Linked DNA regions of Homo sapiens: regions 1 and 2 are each linked to region 3. A link is a loop called in an ENCODE intact Hi-C map of the cell type or tissue named here. Cell type or tissue: Calu3. All regions are shown on one strand. Each heading gives the region's core, and the rest is flanking DNA. Links, peaks and the distances in the headings are about the cores only.

Region 1 (5,629 bases), core at 435-5,434, 340 kb before region 3:
TGTGCTATCAGTTGTAATGTCTCTTTTTCATCTCTGATTTTATTAATTTGGGTCTTCTCTCTTTTTTTCTTAGTGTATGTAAAGTTTTGTTGATTTTGTTTATCTTTTCAAAAAACTAACTTTTTAAAATTTATCTTTTGTATTGTTTTGTAGTCTCGATTTCATTTATTTCTTCTGTGATCTTTATTATTTATTTTCTCCTACTAATTTTGAGTTTGGTTTGTTCTTGATTTTCTGGTTCCTTAAGGTGAATCATTGTCTTGCTTATTTGAACTGTTTCTGCTTTTTTAATGTAGATGTTTATTGCTATAAACTCCTCTAGTACTACTTTTGCTGTATCTTGTAGTTTCTGGTATGTAGTGTTTCAATTTTTCATTTATTTCAAAAACTTTCAAAGTTTCCTTCTTAATTTCTTCTTTGACTCATTGGTAATTCAGGAACATGTTGTTTAATTTCTATGTATTTGTAAGATTCCTAAAGTTTTTCTTGTTATTGAATTCTGTTTTTACTCAATTGTGGTCAGAAAAGATACTTGATATGATTTAAACTTTTTTGAATTTATTGAAACTTGTTTTGTGGCCTAACATATGGTTATTCTGCAGAATGATCCATGTTCTAATGAGAAGAATATGTATTCTGTAAATGTTAGGTCCTTTTGGTTTAGAGAATAGTTGTAACTTAAATGTTTCTTTGTTGATTTTTTTTTTTTGTCTGGATGGTATGTTCATTGCTAAAAGTGGGGTGTTGAAGTTCCCTGCTATTATTGTATTGCAGTATATCTCTCCCTTTAGATCTATTAATATTTGATTTATATATTTGGATGCTCCAGTGTTGGGTGCATATATATTTATAATTTTTATATTTTTATTATGAATTGACTCTTTGTCATTATATAATGACCTTTTCTGCCTTTTTTCATAGTTTTTGAGGTAAAGTATATTTTATCTGATATATGTATAGCTTTTCCTTCTCTTCTTTGGTTTTAATTTATATTGAATATCATTTTCCATCCCCTTACATTCAGTTTATGTGTTTCTGTACAGATGAACTGAGCTTTTTGTGGGCAACATATTATCAAGTCCTTTTTTTTAAATCTATTAATCCACTCTGTGTCATTTAATTGAAGAATTTAGTCAATTTGCATTTAATTTTATTATTGATAGGTAAGTACTTACTACTGCCATTATGTTACTTGTTTTCTGGCTCTTTTGTTACTCCTGTATTCAATTCTTCTTTTCCTACTTTCTTCCTTTGTGGTTAAGTGATTTTCTCTGGTAATATATTTTAATTCACTACTTTTTATTTTTAGTGTATCTCTTAGAGGTTTTTGCTTTGTGGTTACCATGTGGATTACAGAAAAACATCTTTTAGTTATGAAAAGTAAAATAATAATGATGCGTTTGATCTAAAAAAATAAAAACAAATAATAAACTATAATACTACATATTTTATCTCAATTTCCACAACACTTTGACTTTTTGTTGTCTCAATTTATGCATTTTTAACATGGCTTATCTCTTATATTGTGGTAGTTATTATTTCTGATAGATTTGTCTTTTTATCTTAATACTAAATATATGAGTAGTTTACATATCACAATTACAGTATTAAACTATTTTAATGTGTCTATGTACTTACTTTTACCACTGAGTTTTATACCTTCAGATTTTTTCTTGTTGAACATTAGCATCTTTTTCTTTCTAATTGAAAAACTTTAACATTTCTTCTAAGACAGGTCTGATGTTGATTAATTCAGCTTAGTTTTTTCTGAAAGTCTTTATCTCTCCTTCATATGTAAACGATAGTTTTGCTGAATACAGTATTCTTGGTGGACAGTTTTACTGCTTTCACACTTTGAATGTGTCATCCCACTTCCTCCTGGCCTGTAAAGTTTCTGCTGAGAAGTCTATTGCCACATGAATCAGAGCTCCCGAATACGTTATTTGCATCTTTTTCCTTTAGAATCCTCTCTTTGTTCTTAACCTTTCTGAGTTCAATCATTATATGTCCTGAGGTATACTTATTTGGGTTGAATCTCTTTGGTGACCTTTGATTTTCCTATATCTAGATACTTATATCTTTCTGTAGGATTGGAAAGTTTTATTTTATTATTTCTTTGAATAAACTTCTGACTCCTTACAATTTTTCAGTTCCCTTTCAAAGGCCAGTCACTCTTAGATTTGCTCTTTTGAGATTATCCTCTAGCTCTTGTAAGTATTTTTCATTCTTTTTTCCTCTGACTGTGTATTTTCAAATCTCCTGTCTTTGGGCTCACTTATTCTTCTGCTTGATTAATTCTAATATTAAGATCCTTCAATAGATTTTCCAGTTTAACTTGTATTTCTTACCTCCAGTATATCTGTTTCGTTTTTAAAAATTATTTCAACCTCTTTATTAAATGTATTTGATAAATTTCTGAATTGCTTTTCTGTGTTACCTTGGAGTTCACTGAATTTCCTCAAACCTGTTATTTTGAATTATTGATCCAAGAGCTCACACATTGTCATTTCATTGGGATCAGTCACTGCCTTCTTGTTTTTTACATTTAGGGAGTTCATGGTTCCTCATTTGCTCTTATTTCTTATAAACCTCTGTTTATATCATTGCACTGAAGGATTAATCATTTACCTCCGTCTTTACTGTTTGGCTTGATTTATTTTTTCTAGTGCATGTCTCTGCATAGGTATTGTGTTGATTGAGTTCCCCTGGCCCGAGATTGCTGCCTCTTTTATGGCACTAGATGGCTCCCTAAGCCTAGGTTTGCCGTGGCTCTTGCAAAAGTTAGTCTGCCCTTCCTGAATATTGGGGGATCCCAAAGATTACCCCTGGCTTTTCGGGAAGGCTGGCTAGATGTTTGTGGCCAGAGGACCCATGGAGCATGTACCCTACAGTATTATGCTGCTAAACAGCCTCCCTGATTTTGCCAAGTCAGAGAATAGCCACCTTTTTTTTGGCCAAGTCAAACAATAGCCACCACATTTTATGAGCTGAATGTTACTAGCCCCACCCTACTCTTTTTCTCTAGCTGCCCTCAGGAATTTTTGCCCTACAGGCCATTTACAATGCTTCCCATGGGTTGTGGCAGGAATGGTTATCATGCAAAACACAAAAACAAAAACCCCAAGATGATGGGGAACTTGGCTGTCTGCCTTGATTTTACTTTTCCCAGTGTAGAAACTGGAGTGTAGGGTGACTTTTCTGTGTGGTACCTAGCAGCTTCAGGAAGGGGCATTGCAGTTAGAGTGGTCCATTTCTTTTATCATCTGCTGGCAGATTTTCGCTTCTTTGTGATCCCAGTGATTGTCACAGACTTAATTTTGAGTTCTGAGATATTTCTGGTGATCACCTTGGCACTAGGTGGTTGGTTTTGTTTTTGGAGGGGGAGAACAACCAAGAAAGCCAGATCGCTTCTACTCTTTTATTTTGGTGATCTCTCTCTCTCTTTCTCTCCTATGCATCACTGTCACTTTTGATATAGAGTTTTTGAAACTGTCTTCTGACATTGTAATTTTTCTGATTAATAGCATAATTGTTTATGTTTGATAAGTTAAAATATAGAAAAGCACAAAATGATAAAAAGATAATCTGCAATCTTAACATCATGAGTTAGTCACCCAACCATTTTAGCGTTTATCTGCCAATCTCATAATTAACTAGTTGCTCCTTTTTGATGCATTATACTTTTAGCACATAGAGAAACTAGTTTTTGGCCCCTCTGAGCTTTTCCAGACCCCCTTTATGAAACCCTTTGGTCCTCGGCCTTGGTTGTTGGTACTGGTACAAGAAGAGGCATTTTTCCTTTGTTTTCAGTTTGCAGAACATCATGCTGGCAAGTGTCAAAGATAAAGTGGTAAGGACAAATGTTTTTCATCAATAACCTTTGGTAAAGAAGAAAAAATACTGTTTTTCCTCTACCCCTCTTAGGTTCATTGGCTGGAGCCTTGAGAATTAGACTGACAAAAGACAGATAAATAAACAGATTTATCAACAAATGTATGTGCATACCCATGGGAGTACTCAAACATGAGTAATTGAAAGAGGTGGTGCTACGGTTTGAACACTTCTGTTCCCTCTAAAATTAATGTTGAAACTTAATCCCCAAGGAAACTATATTAACAGCGTGGGCCTTTAAAAGGTAATTAGATCATGAAGGCTCCACCTTTATGAATGAGTATAACCTCATAAAGGAGATAAAGATAACTAGCTTTACCATTTTTGCTCTTTGGCCCTTCTCCACATGGGGACATAACATTCACCCCTTCAGAGAATATAGCATTCAAGTTGTTATCAAAAAACATCTTAGACTTCCCAACCTCTGGAGCTGTGAGAAAATAAATTTCTTTTCTCTAGCCAGTCTGTGATATTTCATTATAGCAATATTAATAGACTAAGACAGGAGTTAGAACTTGGGCTTGTGTAGGATCCCAACAAAAGAACAATACACATTTAGGGAATTGAGAAAACAAAAATAAAAGGACATAGAGTTTCTAGAGTGGCAAATCATGAGAAGGTAAATACATGGGGGAAACTAATGGAAGATAGGGCTAGTTAGTAAAGTTTATTGTGGAGTGTCCTCTGTTGACTTCCAGCTGACAAGGGTCTAAAATAGTCTTTGGTGATTTACTTCTGTTCTTCCTGTTACAGAAAAAAGAGGGGACATCTTTATCTTTACAAATTTATATTTTGTCTTTAGGCAAATAGGAAGAAGGCAGAAAATTTTTCTTGTATCTGCTTTTTCTCAGTTGCCTTCAGTTCAAAATAATCCTCATGCTAAAGTAGCATATTTTGAAGTGGGATAGTCTTCTATCCTTCACGTTGCAATGGGGAAGAAGTTCCAGTATTAACTCAGCTTTGATTTGTACAGAGGTACTGGACATTTTTAAGGGAGAATGAGGGAGTGAGGAAGAGGAAAAAGTGGAGGCTTGAGCAGAAATCGTGTATTTAAATTGGTGCTTATCAGGAGGAGATGTGAACTTATATTTATGACAGAAGGTAGTGGTACATGTTGGAGCAAGATGCCCATCAGGCTGGGAGAGAGAGTCAGAGTTATTTCCCTGAAGTTTGCATTTCAAAGAGACAGATCTCAGGTTCTTGAGAAGAAAGTTCTAGATGGTGGGAAACATCAGTCTCAAAAGCAGAAAGAAAGTATTATATTTACAACTTCAAGCTTTCAAGAGTAACTGCCCTAAGAGAGTATTCAGAGACCTGTCTATTACCAGGTTTTGGCTGTAACAAACAATAAATTCCCCTGGAAGCACTGAGCTTTCTGAGGCAGACACCTTAAAGGGGGTTTGGGGATCAGGTCACCCCAGAAACTGTGGTGGTGTTTGTTCAAGCCTCTTAGTGTTGGGGCAGGAAAATAATGGAATCATTTGTGCTGAGAGGCTGCAGTTTTATAGCCGAATATTGAGGTCTGGCCTAGGAGGGGGTTCAGAGGATCTTGACTAGGTTTGAACAAGGAGAGAATCTTTGTCACAAGTAAGGGAATGGTTTGGCTTATAAGTACCTGTCTTTACAGAATATACGTCAATTGACCAAAGGGATGCCAATGAAAAGTTAAAAATTCTGTTAGTTAAAAAAAAAAAAACACATGTGTAGAACTGGGGAAAAGAAGAAAGAACCAGACCAG
Region 2 (5,629 bases), core at 195-5,194, 480 kb before region 3:
GTTTATTTGTTGATTTTCTGTTGGGATGATCTGTCCATTACTGAGACTGGGGTATTGAAGTCCCCTACTGTTATTGTATTGCCATCTGTCTCTCTCTTCCTTTAGATCTATTAATGTTTACTTATATACTTGGTGCTCCAGTGTCAGATAAAGAGATATTTATAACTGTTATACCCTTTTACTGAATTGACCCTTTTATCATTATATATAGTGACCTTCTTTGTCTTTTTTTTACAGTCTTTGATTTGTAGTCTACTGTATCTCATATAAATGTAGCTACTCTTGCTTGTTTTTTATTTCCAGTTGCATGGATTATCTTTTTTAACTCCTTCAGCTTTAGTCTATGTGTATCTTTAGAGATGAAGTGGGTTTCTTGTAGGAAGAATATAGTTGGGGCTTCTTTATTCATTCAGCCATTCTATGCCTTTTAATTGGAGAATTCAGTCCATTTACACTGTGTTGTTATTGACAAGTAAAGACTTACTACTATCATTTTGTTGTCTATTTTCTGGTTGTTTTGTAATTCTTTTCTTTCTTTCTTCTTTTTTTAACTGTCTTCCTTTGTGGTTAAGTGATTTTCTTTGATAGTGTGTTTTAATTCATTCTTATTTTTAGTGAATCTATTATAGGTTTTTGCATTTGTGGTTATCATGAGACTTAGAAAATCCATCTTATAGATAAAATAAATTATTTTAAAGAGATAAAAACTTAGATCACAAAGAATGTTAAAAAAAGCAAAAATGCAAAAATTCTACATTTTAACTTCTGTCCCCCATTTGACTTTAAGTTGTCTTGATTTACATATTTTTATATTGCCAATCTCTTAACAGGTTACTGTTGGTATTATGGTTTTTTGTAGATTTGCCTTTGGGGCTTCACACTAGAGTTATGAATAGATTGTACACCTGTTGCAGTAGTAGAGTATTCTGTGATTTTCTATGTACTTAATTATACCGGTGGGTTTTATACTTTGAAAAATTATCTGTTTGCATGTTAATGTTTTTTTTTTTCCCTTCCAGATTGAAGGACTGTCTGTAGCATTTTTTGTAAGACGGGTCTGGTGGTGGTAAATTCTCTCAGCTTTTGATTGTTGAGGAAAAACCTTTCATATTTGAAGATAGATTTGATGAATACAGTATTCTTGGAGGGTAGTTTTTTCTTTCATTACTTTGAAAATATTGTCCCACTACTTCCTGGCCTGTATGGTTTCCACTGAGAATTGTGTCACCAGATGAATTGGAGCTTTGTTTATATATTATTTGCTTTTCTTCCTCTTTCTGCTTTTAGGATGCTTTCTATCACTTTAGCTTTAGAAAGTTGAATTGTTATAGGTCTTGTGGTAGTCTAATTTGGGTTGAATCTGTTTGGTGTTTTCTGACCTTCCTGTTCCTGGATATTTATCTCTTTCTCACATTTAGAAAGTTTTCTGTTATTGTTTTTTTCTCTTTGAATAAGCTTTCTACCCCTTGTTCTTGCTCAACTGCCTCTTGAAAATTAATAATTCTTAGATTTGGTCTTTTGAAGTAATTTTCTAAATTTTATGAAATATTTTCATGCTTTTCATTCTTTTTTCTTTTTTTACTCTCTGACTGTTTTTTTCAAATAGCCTATCTTCGAGCTCACTGATTCTTTTCTCTGCTTGATTTATTCTGTTCTTCAAACCCTCTAATAAATTTTTGAGTTTAGCAAATACATTTCTCAGTTCCAAGATATCTGTTTGATTTTAAAAAATTATTTCAATCTCTGTTAGAGATCCCTGATAATTTTTAAATATGCCTTTCTGTGTAATCTTGAAAATCACAGAGTTTTCTCAAAACTGCTATTTTGAATTCTTGATCAGAGAGTTAACATATTGCCATTTTGTTAGGGTCAGTACCTGATTCCTTGGTTTGTCCACTTGGAGAGGTTATGGTTTCTTGTCTGCTGTTTCTTGTGGATGTACATCCATGTTTTTGCATTAAACGATTATTTATTCCAGGCTTCTGTGTATGACCTGTTTTGATTTACACTGGACATGTTTGCTTAGAGATTCTTCATAATTTAGCTGTTAATTGTCATTATTTTTATCACCCCAGCTAGGTCACTGCCTCCTTTTGGTCACTAGATGGCAGCTTAAGACCAAGATTTCCTTGGTTCTAGGCAATCAGAGTGCCTCCCTTCTCGAATGGGAGGATATCCCAAAACGGATATCTTGAGTGCGGGAAGGCTGGCTAGGGGTTTGTGCCAGGGAAGCTGTTACACAAACCTCCTATAACATGGTGCTGTTGAACAGCCACTCTGATTTGATGTCTCTTTTGGCTGAGTTACAGAGACGTTTCCAGTTTTATAGATAGTATTCCCATCTCTGCTCTTTGTCTCTGTCCTCAGAGATATTTCTTTAGGCACTCCTGATGATTCCTGTGGCTTGAGGCAGAGACAGGTTTACTGCCAAGAAACCCAAGGTGGTTAAGAAGCTGGTTGTCCACATCATCTCATTTTTTTTTATTGTAGAAACCCTAAGTTGGGGAGAAATTTTCCATGTTCTTGCTGTTGAACAGATTTGGGGGAGCGGTGTCACGGATATGGAAGTCCAACTTTCTTACTGTGTGTTGAAAGGTTTTTTCCCTTCTCTGTGGTCCCAGGAATGATCTGACCCTTCTATTTGAGCTCTAGAATATTGCTAGTGATGATGTTAGAGCTGTATATATGTTTCTGGTTTTCTATGTGTATGTGGTGGCAGTGGTGGGGAGGGTGAAGCCAGCTTGCTTCTATGCCACCATTTTGAAACTGGAAGTCCTCTCAGATTCTCCTTTTAACCAATTTTAATACCTTATTGATTTCCTCATTAATTAATGTTAAAATCTTTGATGTTATTTCTTGTTTAAGAGAGTTATGGTCTAAATTTTTTGAAGAACCATACTTGAGTAGATTAGATTTTTAAAAAGAATGCTTGGTTAGGAGTCTTTGACTGACAAGTGATAGTCAACACGGTGAGAGTGAGCTTGGAGAACAAGCCTTAATCCCTTTAAATATTTTCAAAAAATTGCTTATGTATTTTTTAAAAAGTTTGGCTTTATTACCAGAAGGAAGTTTTGAATGACAGCATAGAATGTATTTTTTTCCCTGAATCAGTTTTGGAAAAAAGACTACAAACATTTATAATTTAAAACCTTACTCCTAATATTTCTGAGGTTGCCAAACCACATGCCCATCTTTGGCTTAGTGTAGAAACTTAAAACAATTCTGCCCAAGCCACAGGTAAATATGCTGACACCTCCCCCTCACTATCTGCTTATCCACTGCCCTGCTTTGAAGGAAATTTTTAAGCCGTGTGTGTGTGTGTGTGTGTGTGTGTGTGTGTGTGTGAGATATGTGCATTATGTATTTTGCTTTCTTGGCCTTTCTACTTTTCATTCATTTCATTCCCTGGATTTTGTTAGGTGAAATTATTCCTTAAAATGGTTGCAGCTCTTATCTTTGCAGCAGGGTTACAGTCAACAAATTATTTTATTGCCTTATTGCCTTCTTTATATTTATCATTTCATTCTTGTTATATCTTTATTATCTTGCTTATTAGACACTTTTTAAAAAAAATCGGCACTAGTCTTCACTCTGCTGCAGTTCATACAGAACAAAGTACATTTTTCTAGCATACCAGGTGCCTCTTGCTCTCAGATCTTTGTACTTAAACTGGGAATAATTCTGCAAATATTTCTGAAATGAACTTCCTGTGGAAAGCTTTTCCCTCTGTGCTCCCACTAGCTTTATATATTTTTCCTGTAGTGCTTATAACACTGTACTGTAAATACATATTTCCTTGTATATTATATCCAATAGACTTTAATTTGAAGATAGTGACAATGCCTTGTCCCCTCCTGGAGCTTCCACACTAGTCTAAGGAAATTCATGTAGAAGTGCTTAATTACATACTATGAGAAAAAAAATAGATGAAGTTCAAGGGACAGATGAGATTTCTTTTTTTGAGGCAGGGTCTTGCTGTCCCCAGGTTGGAGTACAGTGGCATGATCATGGCTTATTCGCCGCAGCCTCTACCTCCCAGGCCCAAGCGATCCTCCTACCTCAGCCTCCTGAGTAGCTGGGACTATAGGCACATGCCACCATGCTTGGCTTAATTTTTGTATTTGTATTTTTTTTTTTTTAGAGACAGGATCTCACTATGTTGCTCAGGCTGAGGACAGCTGAGATTTTAACACTATATTCTGATCTACAAAAAAGATTGGACATAATGGGGTTCAGGATATGCTACCACAGAATATGGCCCCTGGGCACATTGGATATTTTAAGCAGAAAGAAGGTGAGAAAACCACAGAAGCAGGAAGTTCTCTCTGCCATTCTCCTGCCCTTCTTCGCTGAAGCAGGTCACAAGATTCTCATGTGACATGTTCTCTTCCTATATGCAAAGGAAAGGTGGAGTGTTGAATCTCTGAAGACAAGGGGCCCCAGAGAAAGATCTGAACAAACAGGCCTTCCTAACTTTTCTCATAGTTTATTACCGTTAGATTGTATGCTTCTTGCTCCATCACATTTCTCCTTGACTGTCACCTCTTCATCAAAGCTGACATAAAAATACACAGGTTTAACTATTTCTGTGTGTCTTCATTTCCTTGTGAAGGCTCCCATGTTATGTAAAACATAGTATATAAATTTGTATGCTTTTCTCTTGTTACTTTGTCTTTTAATATGGGGCCCAATCCAGTGATCATAAGATTGGTAGAGGAAAAAGAGTTTTCCTCTCCTACAAATTCTATAAGAAAAAATCCATATTGTTGAAGCTACTAAAAAACCTAAGCCAACTTTAGTAGGACTTTTGCTAGTCTTGACAATTTGTTTACCTTATTTAATTCATTCTTCATCACAAGCGCCATTGAATCACTGCCTCAACTATGCTGTGGGTACATATGGAGAAAAGCATTTTGGCCTTATTAGAAATGTACATAGTTGGCCAGGCATGGTGGCTCACGCCTGTAATCCCAGCACTTTGGGAGGCTGAGGGGGATGGATCATGAGGTCAGGAGATCGAGACCATCCTGGCTAACGTGGTGAAACCCCATCTCTACTAAAAAAGTACAAAAAAATTAGCCGGGCGTGCTGGCGGGCGTCTGTAGTCCCAGCTACTCGGGAGGCTGAGGCAAGAGAATGGCGTGAACCCAGGAGGTGGAGTTTGCAGTGAGCCGAGATCATGCCACTGCACTCCAGCCTGGGTGACAGAGCGAGACTCCACCTCAAAAAAAAAAGAAAAAAAAGAAAAAAAGAAATATGTATAGTTGACATGCTGGATGAATACTCTAACAAAAAATGAAATTTTCTGTTGTCATAAAAACTATACCATTTTCTCGCCACCCACACAGACAAAAGATTTATGTGACAATAATGATGAAATCACTTTAAGATGTCACAGTTCCATAGTTAATATTTTGGTGTTTTCTGCTGGAGAAAGGCATGCTTTCATAGAGTCTTTGCTAGTGTTTTGGAGGCCCTGACTATAGACTGTTTAGATAGGTGGGGACGAGTTCCTGCTTTGTTTTTTTTTTTAATTTTTCTTTGGACCACCTAAGATTTCCAGTATTTCTACAGCAATCCATTTGGCGATGGCCTGGAGACCTATAATGAAAATAATTAGTGTTTTATG
Region 3 (5,629 bases), core at 253-5,252:
TAAAAAAAATCTATTCAATTTTAAGAGCTTTCCCATTTTGCCAGTTTCTGTTTATCCATGTGAGGTATATATATTATATACATATATAAAATAAACAAAGTATAACAATATAGAATAATACTTAAAATTATTTGAAAATTTGATGATGACCCATATCACTCCAAATGTATTAGTATGCAAAAAGGCAGTTGGTTAGCATTTCTGTTCATTTAAGTGTTATCACAAATTATTTCTTATTTGTCCAAAAACTGTATTTTTTGTAGTACTATATTATTGGATTTTTAATTTTAATTTCACCATATATAATTTGCTTTATGAATCCTGACTTTTAAAATCTAAGCCCTTAAGTAACTAGTAGAATGAAAAATAAAATTTTACAAAATTCTTAGTTTATAACCTAATTGACAATTCTTTTGAGGACACAATGGTGCCATCTGTAATTTTTTGGGGGGGAGCAATATAAATATATATTATATAAATATAAATATATAATATTAATACAAAAGTAGCTTCTCTTCATTTTTTAAAGCAATGTTTTGTCTAAAAGTCCTAAAACTTTTTACAACATTAAAATTACTTGTTTTGAAAGTTTTAATATTCTCTGTAATGTCTATGATATAGAACAAATATCGTCTTTTAAAAAAATCATCTTTTGTTCTTTGCACACTGTATTGCAGTATGTGGAAGCTGAGAAGGACAGTTTGAAAAGTTAATGTATGCCTTCCCTGGATTTTTCAGCTCATTTGTAGCAAATATCCACAGCTCATTCTGAAGAAAGTAAAAAGTTTTGTAGCATTGAATACACACAAATAAACTCACCAAAACTAGAAAAGATTATATTGACCAAAGATGCATTGCTTATTTTAAAAATGTCTTCATATTTAACAGAAAATTATCTACATATTTAATTTTGGAAAGAAAGGGGTGCAAGCAGTGAAGATATTTATGCATCAAAGATAACAGACAAATCAAATCACACACAAAATTGTTAATGAAGCTCTACATTTCTGAATTTATTTTAAAGAAAAACAAATAAAACTCACTTTAAGTCAAGTGACTTTTTCTGCAGTAACTTAGTGATTAACTTTGCTTTTAGAAAATGTTTTACCAAGAATATTCCCAAATCATATGGAATGTATTCAAAAGTTTTAAACAATATCATATAAAAAGAGTGGCAGTGGATAGAATGTGTCACTACAGGGTGCAGAGTCAAGAAGAAAAAAAATTAAATATAAAAACAAAATCAACACTTTTTCCTAAGTGTAAAATGCTTTAAAGCTACACCTTAGTATATAAAATATGCCTTTAAGATTATTAAGATGACATTCACACAGAGTGAAGCGTTTACATCAATAATACCAGTACAATCAAAGCTTTAAAATAAAATGAATTTATTCTCATCAGGTCCTTCTAAATATGAAAGAGTACAGAAATAATTACAAATATATACGACATGATTCTAAGTTTTAACTGTATACTATATTAGGCCTACAAATATCACAACCACAGTATTAAATTATGCTTGGTTACATCTTAGTTCTATTCAGTAATGAAAGGAAACTTAATTTGTCTACACTACACACATGATGTAAAGCTTTAAAAATAACTTTATAATATTCCAAAATATAGCTTGTATTAGTTTTATAGCATGGAATCATTCTTCCTATATTGTCAAATTGCTGTTGGCCAGTTAAATAAGTAAAATAATAAATTGTATCTCTTACTCTTTTTCACCAGGTGGCTTATCTCTTATTCCCTGTCATTATGATTTTCTTAGAAGGCTGAAGCTTTCAAATTATCTCACTTTGTCATCAAGACTTTTCTCAGACATCGTTGAAAATATTTGTCCATATTTTCCTGTCTTTTTATCAAAGGAGTTTAGCGTTCACTTTCATTGCCAGTACTAGATAATTTTCAGAGTTCAACGTCTATGAGTTAACTCATCCTTCCTATTGCCCTCCTTAGTTTGTTAAGGTTCTCACTTCCTGTTTCTTAACACTGATAATCAGAACTTCCTCAGTGCCCCCTAATTTTCTTAATGAAAAGGAAGAAACAAACACAAGCTCCTTTCACCAACGCCTCTCAGCCATGGCAGAGAGTATAGCTCTGCTGCTCTGCCATGTGTTTTACAAGCAGCATCCCAAATGTTTTGGACACAAACCGCAGCACGTCTGCGATGGGAGTATTATTGACCAGGATCAGCTGGAAAACGCTTCCCTGCTTTCAACAAAGAAACGGTTCACCATGTCCTAATACATGTTTATAAATTGCATTGTTTCTACTGCAAACTCCTTTGCATTACCCGTCCGACTTCAAAAGAGAGCATTAAGCAGTTGGACACGGAATAAGCTAAATTCCCCGGAGAGCCGCATTGCCCGCTGCCCATGCACATTATATTTTCTCCTAGTCCCTCCCCCCGCGCAGTAGGACTCTACCTTGAGGAGCTATTCCTCCGGTAGTTCACCTTGTTATGTTCCAAGCAGTGGGGATACGCCAGACACCATAAGGTAGCTGAAAGAGCTGTCTCTCGTCCCGTTTTTGACATATTTATTTGCATTTCTGTTAGGTTTGTTACATATTGCACATTTATTTCAAACAAGACTCAAAATATTGTTCATACCTTGGAAGGATCTAATCCGGCAAACAAAGACAGCAGCAGGAGGTTGAGAAGGTTGGACGTCGCCTGCATTCTGATCTGGGTTTTTGCCCCTCTTTACTCTCTTTTATGTAGGCTCTCCACTCACTGCAGAGACCTTTCCCTCGTCAGTTGCACTTTCTGCCTGCCAGTCAGAGCCGAGTGGAAGCAGAGGCGGCGGCAGCAGCAGTAGCAATAACAGCAGCAGCGGCAGCGGCGGCAGCCGCCCTGGGGGGCGATCATTCCGCAGGCATTCTCAGAGCTAGGAGTCCGGGAGCTCTAGAGAGTGGGTTGGGCTGCAGTGGGCGCTGGCCGCGGTGCTGAAGCGCCTCCAACCCGCGCGCCCCAGTTTACCCTCTCCCCCGCTGCTATATAGCTAGCCCACCTCAAAAGTTTTGACCCAAGGAATAGATAAAGGGATTAACTGCTGAGAGAGGTGTGGAGACCTGGACAACGGATATGACATCACTACAGCTCCTGGGGGTTTCGGGGGGATATTTTGCGGGGAATTTGTTAACCAAACAAGGATTGACTCTCGTGCTCCAGTTCAGCATTTGCCGGCAACTTGAGCTGCAGAGAAGTAAAGAGTCAGCTAAATACAGGATTATGAAACAAATAGTGCACTAGAACCTTCTGCTGTCATTGACAGAGGACTTGATATTGTATTTAGTGCTTTAAACAAAGTTTGCAGTGCAGACTATCAGTGTGTGTCATCCAAGGCACACGATTTTCAGCTGTTATTGATAGATGAATGTGGTAATTTATAGATATGTGCAGTCATTTATGAATAGCTTATTAAAGTTATATGTTTTGGTTAGGTATTAATGTGTATCTATCTATCTAGGGATTTGGTCATCTAAAAACACTATGCATAAATAAATAAAGAGGCTTATATTCTTCTTTTAGTTATAAATGGTATATTCCATTAGTGATCCCCCCAGCTGAAATATCCCCCCCATATGCACAGCCATACCTGGAAATATAGTTTTTCTATCAGTCTGACTTGTGTTTTTACTTGAAGAAGAATTCACTGATAGATGGATAGCGGGATGGGAAGAGTGTTTATTTCTAAGCTTTCAAACACTTCTGTAATCTAGGGCTCAAGAAAAGGCAGAATAGCTGCCTCACAAGAGCAAAGAAAGGGTAAATGGCAAACTCTCTTACCCTGCATCATTCAACCTTACTGGAGCAATTTCATTTCTTTGAATATGGAAAAAGTGTTCTCAATAATATAAAAAGGAAGAAGTTGGTAGCCACCCTGAAACATCCCTCTCGTACAATTATGCCTGTAATATTTCCATCTTCTATTGATTTTTCTAGAAATTATAATTCCTAAGGGTTAAAATATATAGATAGACTGGGTCTGTGGACATTGCTTCCTTTTACTTCGACATTTAAAAGACAATGAATTGAGATATCAGACACATACCGAGTATGAAATCTCCATCAACCTTTCACTGAAAATATATCCTATTTTTTAATATAAGAAATCTCAATTAGGACTCAAATGCATTTGAAAGTTATTGTCCCCAAGAATTTACATCATATTGCATCTGTTTTAATCCTAATATTATAAATGTGTGTATAGTTACTTGAGGTCTTTATTTTCTATAAACATAAATGGCATGAAGTTCACTACATCTGATAATTCTTTTTGAAGGAGTGGATCATACAAAATAGAGATTGCAAAATCATAGAAAGAAAGTGAAATTACTTATAATGGTGTTAATTTAATAATCTTAACAGCCATAACCATATTTAGAAGTTTCCATTATTTTGAGGTAATAGATAAAACTATAGAGTTGTACCACTCTCTGGGGTAACTTCCTAGAACATATTTGTCAGAGTTTTTTTCTTTTTACATTTGCTTCTTAACCTAAACTTTTCTACCTATCAACATCTACATACTTATCTATCTATGTAGGATAAAATCAGCATAATTTTTAAAAAATCACACATAGAAATTGTTGAAAATTCTGCATCCATTTTTAAATATTTCACATGACTGTGCAGATTGAAAATGAATTTGCAGAGGTGTGTTGGCTGAATGATTATAATAATACATTTTTATTATCCATTCTCTAAATACATTTTTTGTTATTTGTATTTACACATGCTTTTCCCTCTTCCCAAGAAGTCTTCTACCATCTTTTTTACATCTCTACCTCTCAATTAGCAGACAGTAGTACATTATACTTGTTTGAGTAGAGGAAGCTGTATTTAACAGACACACACAGTAATATGAAAATATAATAATATCAATTTTATCACTTCAAGATAAACAGATATTCTTATAATGAAAATAATGTTTTTTTTCTGGAAACAGAATTATTCTGATCTCATACATGGTTTACAATATTAGTGACTGTACCAAAACTTTTATGTGGGCACAGTTTTTTTTCTCTTTAACTCTCCTTTTTTATGGCACTGGAATGTCATTTGTAACAAGAAGTTAATAAGAAGGCAAATTCTAATTCTATGAAATCTTGTCAGAAAAAATGTGATGGAAGAAGATGATAATATTTAGAGATCCAAAATAAGTAATATATGGTAATTATGTTACAAATGAAAACAGATGATCTTAGCAAACTTACAACATATTTTCCATAAGAGAAGCTTAGTCATTTGTAGAGAATAATCAAGTTCAGTAATGAATCAAAGCTGTATTAAACATGCCACTGAAAAACACAAGCTGTAATCTAAACAGTATAAATTCACCAATACTCTACTACTTCCTCTATCTCTCTTCTAAAATAAAACAATACAGTTGCATAGCTTCTCTTAAAGATAACTATTGGTTTTAGTTAGTCATTTGCTTAGAAATAAAACCCTCTTATAATATATTTCCATACAGTCAATTTAACAACATTGTAGGTAACATCATATCTTATTCATACATTGCAATCCATGGAGCATTTCTCATTGCAAGAAAGAAATTCCAAGTAGTTCTTTGTATCTTGTGTCTTGCATTAGCTAGTCAAAAGAGTTCTACTA

What was found. A loop is a pair of places that touch in the nucleus more often than their neighbours do. Peaks named below come from ENCODE experiments on the same cell type or tissue, not always from the same donor. Only the 100,000 strongest peaks of a DNase experiment are listed, where the experiment ranks them.
Region 1: it touches region 3 in a loop (6-fold over the local background); 3 of 110 quality-filtered maps call a loop at or near these places.
Region 2: it touches region 3 in a loop (3-fold over the local background); 2 of 110 quality-filtered maps call a loop at or near these places.

Annotation. Positions count from the first base shown.
Region 1 is chr1:101,650,828-101,656,456 of GRCh38, forward strand. All of the region lies in intron 2 of LINC01709 (long intergenic non-protein coding RNA 1709), which reads left to right. Among named protein-coding and RNA genes, the nearest start is that of LINC01709, 14 kb to the left of the region's middle. In Calu3, for the core only: no CTCF peak of the experiment used is centred there; a DNase peak (open chromatin) is centred at 2,724.
Region 2 is chr1:101,518,324-101,523,952 of GRCh38, forward strand. No RefSeq gene overlaps it. Among named protein-coding and RNA genes, the nearest start is that of LINC01709, 120 kb to the right of the region's middle. RefSeq lists a silencer at 2,030-2,139. In Calu3, for the core only: a CTCF peak has its summit at 2,107 (motif pointing right); no DNase peak of the experiment used is centred there.
Region 3 is chr1:101,994,128-101,999,756 of GRCh38, forward strand. OLFM3 (olfactomedin 3) reads right to left here and starts at 2,799. Exons shown (of 6, transcript NM_058170.4): 1 at 2,621-2,799. The coding sequence starts at 2,689. In Calu3, for the core only: no CTCF peak of the experiment used is centred there; a DNase peak (open chromatin) is centred at 2,904.